Regions from separate parts of the Homo sapiens genome. Here region 1 is linked to region 2. A link is a contact called in ENCODE Hi-C or POLR2A ChIA-PET data. All regions are on one chromosome and are shown on one strand. The core of a region is the stretch at or near the end of the contact, and the rest is flanking DNA. Distances in the headings are between cores, read along the strand shown. Region 1 holds the start of TSFM (Ts translation elongation factor, mitochondrial). Region 2 holds the start of ATP5MC2 (ATP synthase membrane subunit c locus 2).

Region 1 (6,550 bases), core at 1,566-4,065, 4.1 Mb before region 2:
CTTATAAACTACTCGGGTGGCTGAATTTCTTGAACCCGGGAGGCGGAGGTTGCAGTGAACCAAGATCTATCGCGCCACTGCACTCCAGCCTGGGTGACAAAGTGAGACTCCGTCTCAAAAAAATAAAAAATAAAAAAATTTAACAGTAAAACAGCTTCAGGCAGGTCCTTCAAGAGGTATTCCAGAAAAAAACATTGTTATCATAGGAGATGACAGGTCCATGCCCGTTACTGCCCCTGAAGACCTTCCAGCAGGACAAGATGTGAAAGTGGAACACAGTGTTAATGATGATGCCACTCCTGTGTAGGCCTAGGCTAATGTATGTGTTTGTGTCTCCGTTTTTAACAAAACAATTTTTTAACTTAAAAAAAGTTTTGGCCAGGCGCTGTGGCTCACGCCTGTAATCCCGACACTTTGGGAGGCTGAGGTGGGCGGATCACAAGGTCAGGAGATCGAGACCATCCTGGCTAACACGGTGAAACCCTGTCTCTACTAAAAATACAAAAAATTAGCCGGGCGTGGTGGCGGGCGCCTGTAGTCCCAGCTACTCAGGAGGCTGAGGCAGGAGAATGGTGTGAACCTGGGAGGTGGAGCTTGCAGTGAGCCAAGATTGTGCCACTGCAGTCCAGCCTGGGGGACAGAGTAAGACTCTGTCTCAAAAAAAAAAAAAAAAAAAAAAAAAAAAGATATTTCAATAAAAAAAGTTGTTGTTTTTTTTTTTGAGACAGAGTTTCACTCTTATTGCCCAGGCTGGAGTGCAATGGCACGATCTCGGCTCACCACAACCTCCGCCTTTTGGGTTCAAGAGATTATCCTACCTCAGCCTCCCGAGTAGCTGGGATTACAGGCCCTTGCCACCACACCAGGCTAATTTTATTTTTTTTTAGTAGAGACGAGGTTTCTCCGTGTGGGTCAGGCTAGTCTCGAACTCGCAACCTCAGGTGATCCGCTTGCCTCAGCCTCCCAAAGTTCTGAGATTACAGGCATGAGCCACCACGCCCAGCCAAAAAAAGTTTAAAATTTTAAAAACAGAAAAAAGCTCACAGAAAAAGTGCATAAAGAAAAATATTTTGGTACAGCTGTACAATATGTGTTTTATGCTGTTATTACAAAAGAGTCCAAAAATTTAAAACATGTTAAAAGTTTATAAAATAAAAATGTTACATTAAACTAAGGTTAACTTATTATCACAGAAAAAAATTTCTTATAAATGTAATGTAGCTTATGTGTACTGTGCTTTAACGTCTACTATAGTGCACCATAGTGTCCTAAGGCAGGCCTTCATATTCACTCACCACTCACTGACTCACCCAGAGCAACTTCCAGTCCTGCAAGCTCCATACATGATAAGTTCCCTATGGAGATGTATCGTTTTTTATCTTTTATGCCTATTTACTGTACTTTTTCTATGTTTAGATACACAATACTTACCACTGTGTTACAACTGCCTACAGTATTCAGTCCAGTAACATTTTGTAACGGTTTGTAGCCTAGGAGCAGCTGGCAATTCCATATAGCCCAGGTTGTAGTACAATATACCATCTAGGTTTGTGTAGGTACTCTATGATGTGCATAAGCCAAAATCTCCTAACGACGCCATTTCTCAGAATGTATCTTCCTATTAAGAGACGCATGACCGTACAGGCAAAAACTACACAACTCTGAAAGATTAAGATGTCTAAAGTCAGCCGGGCGCGGTGGCTCACTCCTGTAATCCCACCACTCTGGGAAGCCGAGGCGGGCGGATCACCTGAGGCCAGGAGTTCGAGACCAGCCTGGCCGACACGGCGAAACCCCATCTCTACTAAAAATACAAAAAAAAATAAAAAATAAAAAATAAAATAGCCGGGTGTCGTGGCGCACGCCTGTAATCCCAACTACTCAGGAGGCTGAGGCAGGAGAATCGCTTGAACCCGGGAGGCGGAGGTTGCAGTGAGCCAACATCGTGCCATTGCACGCCGGCCTGGGCCACAGAGCAAGACTCCGTCTGAAAAAAAAAAAAAAAGTCTAAAGTCAGACAGTGTGGGGGCCCCACAATTTGACTCCTGAACAATCTGACTCCAAAGCTCACACAAACCCTTTCAGCTCCAGGCAACAAGAAACACCGTAACAGTCTGGTTTGTTAATCCTGGGATACTCAACTGCTTTCAAATAAGACAAAGTCAAGGCCAAGGTTGTCATTTAAGCCAGATTTCCACTTAGGACTGTGCCATTATGGTCACTGAAGAGCAGTCTAACTTTATGCTCCCCAGCGTGACCGCCCCAAGAGTCTGAGGTCGAGCTCTAGTACTCCGCCCTGCACCCCTCCACACACACACCTGTTTGAGGTCCCCGCCACAAGTCTCCAGAGCTTTCTTGCAATTTACAAAGGAGTAGCCTGTTTTCCGCCGCAGCTTCATGAGGAGCTCCTTGCTGGAGGCCGAGGCAGACAGACGGGGCCCAGCATAAAATGTGTGCCTTGGCTGGGGCGACTGACGCAGAAGAGACCCAGCCTAGATGAGATAAGAAAGGGATGAGGAGCAGGAAGCAGCAAACTCCAGAGGGTGAAGGGTACACGGGCAGGGAAGCGACCTTAGGGAGCGGACAGTGTGCAAAGGGGGGTGCACCGGGGCTGGACTGGGCAGAGGCAATGCTGTCGGGGAAGGTGAGATGGAGTCAAACGAGGTTGGGAGGAAGGGAAAGGTACAGGCGCACAGGAGAGCTGCAGGGACAGCAGGTCGGTACCAGCACCAGGACTTCTCACCGGGTAGCTCCCGGTCCGCGCGACCAGAAACACGCGCAGCGACCGCAGCAGCGACATCTCTCTAGCCGCGATAAACACCCTCCGGCGGGCGCACTGGTGAGGCAACAAACCTACGGCGCGGCGGAAGGGCCAGAATTCTCCAGCGGAACGCACCAAACGAGTATGGTGCCACCTGCTGGCCGGAGGAACACAGTCCTCGCCTCTACTTGATTTCTTGAGACGACACATTTCATACGGGAATTACCCCCCACCTCCCACCCCAGGTAAAATAACAGAAACCAAGAAATAAAGTCGTCACAAAACAACAACACAAGAAATGTGGGTAACATTTTATGTTTATTTTCAATGCGCATTTATATTCATTATCCATTTATGACTCACAACAAACTTGTGTGGTTGGTGAATGGGTTCGAGAATTTGTCCAAGGTCACCTAGGAAGGCAGGGGTGGAATCCATTAAACAAAGCGAGTAAATATTTATTGAATGAGCACAATATCTGTTGAACACCTGTTGTGTGCCAGGAACTGTGTTAGGCTTCAGGGGTTTAGACAGGAGTAAACCACAGCCCTACCCTCCAAGGTAATTTAATGGTGAGAAAATGAGAATCACAAATGTCCATGCAAGACAAATTAAGGTCCCATAAGATGAACCTTATGGGTCTCAGGGAGAAAGAAATCACATTCAAGCAAGAGGCTCAGGAAAGAGGCAAAGAATAATGAAGATTTTGACAGGTGGCAATAGCCTTTCAGGCAGAGGATTATCATAAAGAGTGTGAAAGAAGTCAGAAAACTTTAGTGTGGTTTTAGAGAACAAAGAGTACATCTTTTGTAATTTGGCCAGAGGTCCAATACACGTAGCAAAGGAGTAGGAAATGCAATAGGAAGGTAATTTTGGATCACATGGACACAGACTAAGTACCAAGCAGAGGAGCTTGTTCTTGCTTCTACAGGAAGTGAAAGCTAATCAGAGCTAATTTTGGAAGATCACAAGAGTTTGCGGAATGGACTGAAGGAGAAAGCATGGAAGCAGGGAGTCCAGAGAAGGTGACTATGTGCCTAAGCAGTAAGTAAAGAGAGCCCCAACCAGAAGTACCAATGTGGGAAGAGAAAAGAGGTTAAGGCAAAACACATTAGGAACTGTGTTAGGCTTCAGGGGATTAGAGATTAGGAAGGAAGGACTGATGAAGCTAAAGAAAAATCAAAGATGAAAAGAACTTAGTACTAGGTACAGTATTCTTCTGCACACAATGATGTTCCGTGATCAAGGCTCTAACTCTGGAAAGCATGAAGAAATACAGTCCAAAGGACAGCTCTGCAGCCTTAGCTTCAGAGCTAGGAGGACTTGACCCAGTTAGAGCCATGGTTCCACTAGACTCTATCTCTAAAAAGCAGGAAATGGGTGGTTTGAGGCTTCTTCCTTCTCAGCTCCTGAGTAAAAGTTGGGTTCTTGCACAATAGATTTTTAAGGCTTAATTCTTTCTTAAAAAAAAAAAAAAATCCTAGGCTAGCACAGTGGGCCATGCCTGCAATCCCAGCACTTTGGGAGGCAAGGCGGGTGGATCACTTGAGCCCAGGAGTTTGAGACCACCCTGGGCAACATGGCGAAACCCTGTCTCTACTGAAAATACAAAAATTAGCCGGGTGTGGTGGCGCATGCCTCTAGTCCCAGCTACTTGGGGAGCTGAGGCAGGAAGATCATCTGGGCCTTCAGAGGTTGAGGCTGCAGTGAGCTGTGATCACACCACTGCACTCCAGCCTGGATGACAGAGTGAGACCCTGTCTCAAAAAAAAAGAAAAAAAGAAAAAAAAATCCCACAGAATTTTTTTAAAGTCCATTCTGTGTAAACAGCAACAGGAATGGAAGTGATCAGTGACAGTCTGTCTACAATCACTGCTCTCACATCCCATATATCTCCCTTACCCCCTAAAAATCCTGGATACCTTACCATCCTCCTTCTCTGAGAACAGGAGCCAGGAACCTCCTTGGTGTTCTAACACTAGTGCTGCCAGAACTCTGGGATTCCTTGTAAGCAGGCACCTCACTGCACCTGCCCAAGAGTATCTGGGGTAACAAAGAGGGAAGGAGGAAAGTGAGAGAGGCCAGGGAAATCCATCCTTTTTGGTCCTCATGTTTGTGGCTCTGGAAATATGGTTTTTGAGATACACAGTTCCTTCATTAGAGCAAGAGATTGAGAAGAACAGCAAGGGTGATGTCAAGCAGGTCTTGGTTCCCTGTGCCTGGCCCTATAGATGTTGACATTTTCATCCTCATCCCGCTGAGCCAGCTCCAGTTGGAAATGCTGGGGCAGGAGGTGCTGAAAGAAGCTCTCTGTCCCATGCTCCTTTCTCATCTTGGAGGCCAGATAGATGGTGCCATGGGGCCTGCACAGGTGTTGGAGGGTCCCCAGCAGCAGAGGGAAGGTGGGTTCCAGGTACACGATATCAGCCCCCAGCACCAGGTCATAGTTTGCAGGGAAGACATGATGGTCAATCCCCCAGGACAAGGCACGCACCTGGGCCTGGCCTCCAGCTGGCACATTGGCCTGGACGTTGCCCTGGATCTGTTCTAGGGCCAGGGGCAGGTCAGTGATGGTAACATCCCCCCCTGAGAGAGAGGAAGGAGGAAAAATGCAAGTCAGAGGAACCAACCAAGGGTTCTTGGCTCCTGCCTGGAAGGTCCAGAGACCTCAGAGCATAGAGGACAATGTCTTGACAGCCCAGAGCCCACACTGGCTTTTAGTTGCCTCAACCTCCATTTCACCCACTGCTATTCTCATTACTCTACATTCTACAACATCAACATTCTCTCTGAGCTAATCTTCAACCTCTCTGGCCAACACACAACAATCAGATGTCAGCAGAAGCCTGGGCAGGACTAAGCTGGAGATGGGTTCTGTACCCACCCCCACTGACACAAGCTCGCCTTAAGGGTCTGGAAAGCTTCCCAGAAAATGTGACCTCAGCTGAGCCCTAAAGGACAAGTAGGAGTTAGTCAGGTGGAGCTTTCCAAGAAGAGAACAGTGAGTACAAAGGCCTGGGAGTGAAAGAGCATGGCATATTCAGGAAAGGCTGCATCTTAGAGGATGTGGAAGGGGGAGAAAAGTGTCAAGACATGAGACAAAGGGAAAGTGATTATGACATGCTAAGAAGATTCAGGTTCGATACTGAGGGCAGTAAGCTTTAAGGGCAGAAACGGGTGAAGATGGTCAGATTAGCATCTCAGAAACCTTCATTCATGCAGTAGATATAATTTGGAGAACCTTCTAAGTGCTGGGTATATAAGGTGAGCAAGACAAAAACACAGCTTTCTTTGTTTCATTCTAGAGGTAGAGACACACTAGGTACTGCATCATAATCATGATGACTATGATAGAAAGAGAAGCAAGAAGTACTAGGAATCCATTCATTCATTCATATTTATTATGTGCCTATATGCCAAGTGCTGAGAACATAATGATGAACTAAGAAGATAAGAATCCCCCCTCACAGAGCTTATGGTCCAGTGGCAAGAAACAGATGATAACAACAAACAAAATAAATAAAATAAAATACACTGTACATCAGATGGTAATATATGCCATGGTGAAGCCCCAAGCAGGGAAGGGGGATAAGAATTGCTTGAGGGATGGGGAGAAATGCAAGTTAGAGGGACCAACCAAGGGTTCTCGGCTCCTACCTGGAAGGTCCAGAGACCCCAGGGCATAGAGGACAAAGTCTTGGCAGCCTGAATGTAATTTTAAATTGAGTGGCTGGAGAATGAAATTTTAAATTGAGTGGTCAGACCAGCCTGACCAAAATGGTGAAACCC
Region 2 (5,727 bases), core at 2,809-5,308:
GGTGGCGCATGCCTGTAGTTCCAGCTACTTGTGAGGCTGAGGCAGGTGGATCAATTGAACCCAGGAGGTCGAGGCTGCAGTGAGCCATGATCGTGTCACCGCACCCCAGCCTGGGTAACAGAACAAGACCCTGTCTCCAAAAAATAAAATAAATTAAAAAATAAACAAATTCAAAGGAAGGTGAAGTTCTTCCCCAGCAAAAATGTTTTTGGTCATCCCTCTGCCACCATCTCTCCTACTGATTCCTCCCTCAGAAGCCTGGATACCAGTGATCCTTTCCCTTCCTTCATCTACTGTTTTCTTTCTTTAGAAGTAGGGAGGTTTACCGATGTCTCACAGTCCTGATGTCTTAGGGAATTGATTTAGCAAGGAAAAGTAGAAAATATATCAGTCAGTTCCCACCAGCCCATCACAGCCCAGGAGCTTGAAATTAACAATCACTAATAAATAGAGAAGCTCAATATGTATAAAGTATTGGCAGTGCAAAGTTTCCACTTTAACTTGCAGAAAAGTGCCTGTTTAGCAGAAAGAAAGAAAATCCTGGAAAGTTAACACTGGATGAAATCTTAGAGATCACCTACTTCTCTCCCTGATTTTTCCAAATGAGGAAACTAAAGCTTCGAGAGATGAAGTAACTAGCATAGTTATTCAACTATTTAGTAGCAGGGCTAGGACTAGACTCCAGTCTCCTGCCTCGAAGACAGCTGTTCTATCCATGCCACTTGCTGGCAACATGTGCATCTAGCAAAACACATCATAAAGTATCCTCATCTTAAGCCATCAGGAATGGAAATCAAACCATTTAAACCCTTCCTCTTCTCTCTAGCAATATTTTTTCTTCGCATTTCTCTGTGCCCTGGTCTCTCTCTCTCTCTCTCTCTCTCTCTCTCTCTCTCTCTCTCGTTTTTAAAATCACTCCTGTTTCTTTCGTGGCTCTTTCTCATTGTGGCATGCCTGCATGAGTATCTTGATTTTTCTGCTCTAAGCTATGGTTTCTTGTCCAAAGAAACATATATAAACAAATCAAAACCCTTCCTTGGTGACCTTTGTAGAAAAGGACACTTGGAATTTCTATATGAGAGAAGCTGAACCTCTCTCTTAGCCTATCCAGTCAATTAAAATGAGTCTGTGGCCCCCCTGAGGGTTGTTAACCAATCCTAAGAAAGGAAAGATCAATCTCATTTCTTCGTCACCACTGGGCAGGGAGGCTGCCAACCAGTCAGAATCTGCCACTCACAGTCATTAAAAAAACTGGCCAATCAGTCCAACCTTGTTATATGGTCTGGTAGGAAAAGAAAGGGACTGATTGGAAAGGATAGTTCTGTCTCCACACCCTTTCCTTCCTGGACCCCGGTTTTCCCTTTGTGAAGTGAAAGAAGGACCCTTCCCCAAGCCTATAGTTAAGAAGATCCTCCGACCCTCAGCTAAGCTTCTCTTGGATCTTTTGCTGTCTTCAAATTCACCCCTCCCCTTACAAACCTCCTTTTTGGAGCCTCACTGCTCCCTTGCGGATTTGATTTCTTGCTTCAAGCCTCGTAGTAATAGTCCCAGGATTCTCAGCCTCCCCTCAGATCTCCACTCACCAGCAAGTAAAATAACTTGTTTTGTATGACTTATGCAGGTGAAAACGTTTTTAAAGTGTAGTTGAGTCTCTTTCAGGAGATACTATCTCAAGGACCTTGCAATAAACAGTCCATATAGGTAGCAGTGCAGAATTGAGTTGCAATGCCCTTAACTATAGAAGCAGTGATGATGATGGTGATGATGGTGGTGATGGTGGTGGTGGTGGTGGTGGTGGTGACGATGATGATTTTAATGCTAGCAATTACTGAACTCTTACTGGGTACCAAGTACCTTGCTAAAAGCTTCATATGTATTATCCCAATATTGGCTGTGTGATAAGTACTATTATTCTTCTCAATTTACATAGGAGGAAATAGATTTAGAGGGGGTTAAACAGCTAGCTCAAGATCACACAGCAATTTGGGAACCCAGATTTGTCTGAACGCAGAACCCATTATTCTATGAGGGCAAGGGAGTGTTAAACATCGCAGGCTGTAACAACTTTTGGAAAGAGCCAGCTTTAGCTTCCTCCCAGGCCCCTTCTCTGATCCTCCTCTGGGATTGTTAGCCATATCTGAGTGTCTAAATTGTCGCAACAGCTGCAACAGCCGTTTGGGGGTGGTGGCTCCTAAGAACTGTGGACTTTCTCTGCCACTGAGGATGTGAAGCTGACAGCTTAAAAGAATTCCGTTTTGGTGGGAATGGAGATGTCTGGAGACCTCAGGGGATAAACTTGTGTCTTTGCTAGCCTGTCTTTCTCCTAACAGCATCTCCACAGTGCCTGGCACCACTTGGTACTTGATAAATACCTGTTGATTGATTCCCAAAGATCCCAGTTCCATTTCCCACGTACCTGCCCGCTCGGGGCGCAATCAACAACTAAAACTGGAGATTTGGGGATTTCAGAGGAACCTGTGAGAATCCTGATGGAGCTGGAAATGCGAATTTAGGAAAGACAGGCAGTCTACCACCCTCCTCTTCTCGCCCGCTTCTCCTATTTCTCCCCACTCCTTCCCCTCCCTTTCAGGAGCTCAGGGCCATAAAAATGCAGATGGAGGATCGGTGTGAAATAACGGGCCCATATAAATCCCTCTGCCGCCCGCCTGCAAGATGGATTGGCCGCATTGAAATTCCTCCGCGAGGATAATTAAACTCGGGGCCTCATCCGGGCAAAATTACATTCCTGTAATGGCGTCGCTCGGGGTCCCGGGAAATTGCTCCGTGGGCTTTCAGCGGCGGTTTTTATCGCCGGCCGGGGTGTGCCTGTCTGCGGCTCGCCTCTCCTCCGGGACCGTAAAGCTGCTGCCGTGATTTATCCTCCCCTTCTCCCAAATCCGATTAAATGGAGGAGCTCGGGGCCGGGGCGCCGCGGGGCCCGGGAGCCGGGAGGGGGCGGCGGGAAGGACGGGGCCAAGGAGGGGAGGACAAACGGCCCCTCAGAGAGTGGCGGATTTGCCTTTATTTACAGCCGCGGCTTTCTTTTTATTTTTTATTTTTTATGGGGTTTGGTGAGCTTTTCCCGTCTTTCTCGTGCTGCGTTCAAGCACGATGCAGGGACGGCAGGGGTTTGGAACTGGATAGGCCTTGTCGCCCTGTTCCAAAGGGCAGGGCAGGTCCTGTCTGGGAGACAAGGAGGCCTAGGAAAGATGAGGGCCAGGAAGCCTCCCCCACCTCCTTCCATCAGGGGAAGGGCGAGCGAAAGGGGAGAGAAAACCCACGTTCAGGAGAGCATGGGGGCGGGAGGGGAGGGCGCTGCTTATCCCAACTCGCGTAGTTGAAACCTGAGCAGAGGCTCGGGCAAGCCTGGAGTGACCTCGCAACCTTACAGCGGGTCGCAGGTGCCCGTTATTCCTAGACTGTCCCAGGAGCCAGGAAAGAGGGATTCGGATCATATTTAACCCTATCTTCTGGCTCGCTGATGCTGCTTCTCTCATGGTTTATCACCGGAATGGAAAGGAGGAAACGGGGAGTGGGGGAAAGGGCGAAGCCACCAGAAGCAGCTGCGGCATTTTGCTGACTATTCGCCCATGGAGCCGGTTTGCCATCCAGTGATGCCAGAGTCCCGGCGCGACAGAAAGCAGGACTCCCAAGATCTTCCTCCTGCTGCATTTTAGGCACTGAACCCCAATCCCGACCGTATGTTAACACTGAATTCTGAGTAGGAGTTTTGTTTTGGCAGTGTGACGACTGCGCATGCTCGGAAAGGGGACGCAAGTCCGAGATCCCAAACGCGGTACAGACCAAACCGCAGTCCACGTTACGGATCGGCTTACTCCGCGGAGTTGGCCTCATTTCTGCAGTCGGCGCTCCCTGTAGTTTCTCCTCTCGAACGCCAGGTGGAGCAACCGGCCGGATACCGCCACAGCCCTGGCAGGCGGCGCTGTGATGCCTGAGCTGATCCTGTATGTTGCAATCACTCTATCCGTGGCTGAGCGACTCGTTGGCCCGGGTCACGCATGCGCTGAGCCTTCCTTTCGCTCTTCCCGCTGCTCCGCCCCTCTCTGTCTTCTCTGCAGTGGGAGCAGGTAAGGCCTTGGGACCTAGAGCCCTCTGTGCGCTGCGCACGCGCGCGGGACACCTCACCTTGCGCGGATGCTTTGAGGCGCTTACCTTGCGTGCTCCCACCCTGGTCCTCTCGCCCTTTCTTGCTTCCGCTATCCCTTAGCCTTAGAGTTGGCTCTTCCGCGTGCCGGTGACCTCCAACCGCGCGGGCCTGGCGCCATCTTGGATGTCTCGCAGGGGGAGGATACCTTGGAGCTGGCCAAAGTTAGATCCTGGAGTGCTGCTTTTCACCTGTTCCACCCAGTCCCTGCAAACACTCTTTTCTCGCCCTCTGGCCCTTTCAGATTGTGACAACCCCCAGGCTCTCCCCTCCTATCTCTGCTTTCTCTTCTCATCCTGACTTGTGCCTTCTTTATTCTGAAATCTCCAGACTTTAGGCCCCAGAACCTCAGGTGCTCCGAGCAATGGAGATAGTGGATCGTCTAAAGTCACCAATCCCTCTAGTCAGCACCCCTCAATTTAAAAAGTAAACCTTGAACATGGTAGAAGTGGGAAAAAAAGCCAAAACATCGCCTCCCGTTAGGTTGTGGCTTGGGATAGCTAAGGCAGAAGAGAGAGGCTGGTTGCTTTGGAATCACTAGTTATTTACCAGTACCTTTCTCGCATCCCGGCACGCTGGTGAAGTTGTAAAAGTCACAAATGGTGGGCTAGAGATGAGGGTTTCTGTTGAGGCAGCAGGCCCAGAAAGGTGGGGTAAGGCCAAGCTAGTGGGGCCAGCATGAGACCCTGCCTGCCAGCTTTCCTGTGAAGGATTAATTAACCTCCCCAGATTCTGCTGTTACAAGGAAAAGAAGGTTTAAGGAAAGGAATAGTTAAGTTACTACCCCTGTGACTCATCTACACTGAGGAAAAAGCCCGTGATGATTTTGGAGTCCTGATTCTGGATAGTGCCTTTGCCCAAGTTGTAGGCTAACAATTGCAGAGTTGCCATGGTTAGATAGCCAATGGTGGGATCACTTAATTGCCACCCCTTGTTGTGGGTTTATTATATGCCAGCACCACATTAAACTCTTTATGTATGTTAATTTGTAAATGAACATACTTAATCCCCCTAAGAGCTGCATTTTACAAAGAAGATAATAAGGTATAATTCCCTTAGAAAAGAACCACCCCTTCTTTTTCTAAAAGCCTTAAAGAACTATTGGATTTTGACCCAAGAAAACCTGAATAGTACGGCAGCAAAATTGGGTTAGAGTTACATATAGGCAAAAATCAGAGTTCTAGATAGGACAAGAGTTGAAGACATCCATTAACTTAAAAGTAATTAAGGCTGGGTGTGGTGGCTCACACCTGTAATCCCAACACTGGGAGGCCAAGGTGGGAAGATCTTTTGATGCCAGGAGTTCCACAATAGCCTGGGCAAAAAATAAATTAAGAGCAATTAAGATGTTGGATTCAGAAGTGTTTTAACCTGGGACAATCTGAGTTCAGTTCATTTAATGAAGTGGTATTTAATAGCCCTAAGCATTCACTGAGTATTTCAGCCTGTGACATATTAGAAAGCATGTAACTTAAAAGATCCAAGTTCAAGTCTATCCTCTACCACTACCACAGTTTCAAGACTGGGTTTAGGGTCACGCTCTTGCGTTAAGTATACCTAAT

Evidence for each region. A loop is a pair of places that touch in the nucleus more often than their neighbours do. ChIA-PET counts read pairs that join two places held with the same protein, here RNA polymerase II (POLR2A). Pooled maps may share reads with other maps.
Region 1: a pooled map shows a loop between it and region 2 (14-fold over the local background). The contact joins the promoter of TSFM here to the promoter of ATP5MC2 in region 2. A Hi-C loop is called at or near these places in 3 of 50 pooled maps. POLR2A ChIA-PET finds 5 or more read pairs at or near these places in 2 of 52 experiments (BJ and MCF 10A).

The regions. Positions count from the first base shown.
Region 1 is chr12:57,779,052-57,785,601 of GRCh38, reverse strand. It overlaps TSFM (Ts translation elongation factor, mitochondrial), which reads right to left and starts at 2,815. Exons shown (of 6, transcript NM_005726.6): 1 at 2,744-2,815; 2 at 2,319-2,492. The coding sequence starts at 2,800. EEF1AKMT3 (EEF1A lysine methyltransferase 3) reads right to left here. Exons shown (of 3, transcript NM_015433.3): 3 at 3,061-5,347. The coding sequence ends at 4,956. RefSeq lists enhancers at 2,762-2,831, 2,185-3,054.
Region 2 is chr12:53,674,414-53,680,140 of GRCh38, reverse strand. ATP5MC2 (ATP synthase membrane subunit c locus 2) reads left to right here and starts at 4,058. Exons shown (of 5, transcript NM_005176.7): 1 at 4,058-4,088. RefSeq lists enhancers at 3,567-3,796, 3,907-4,356.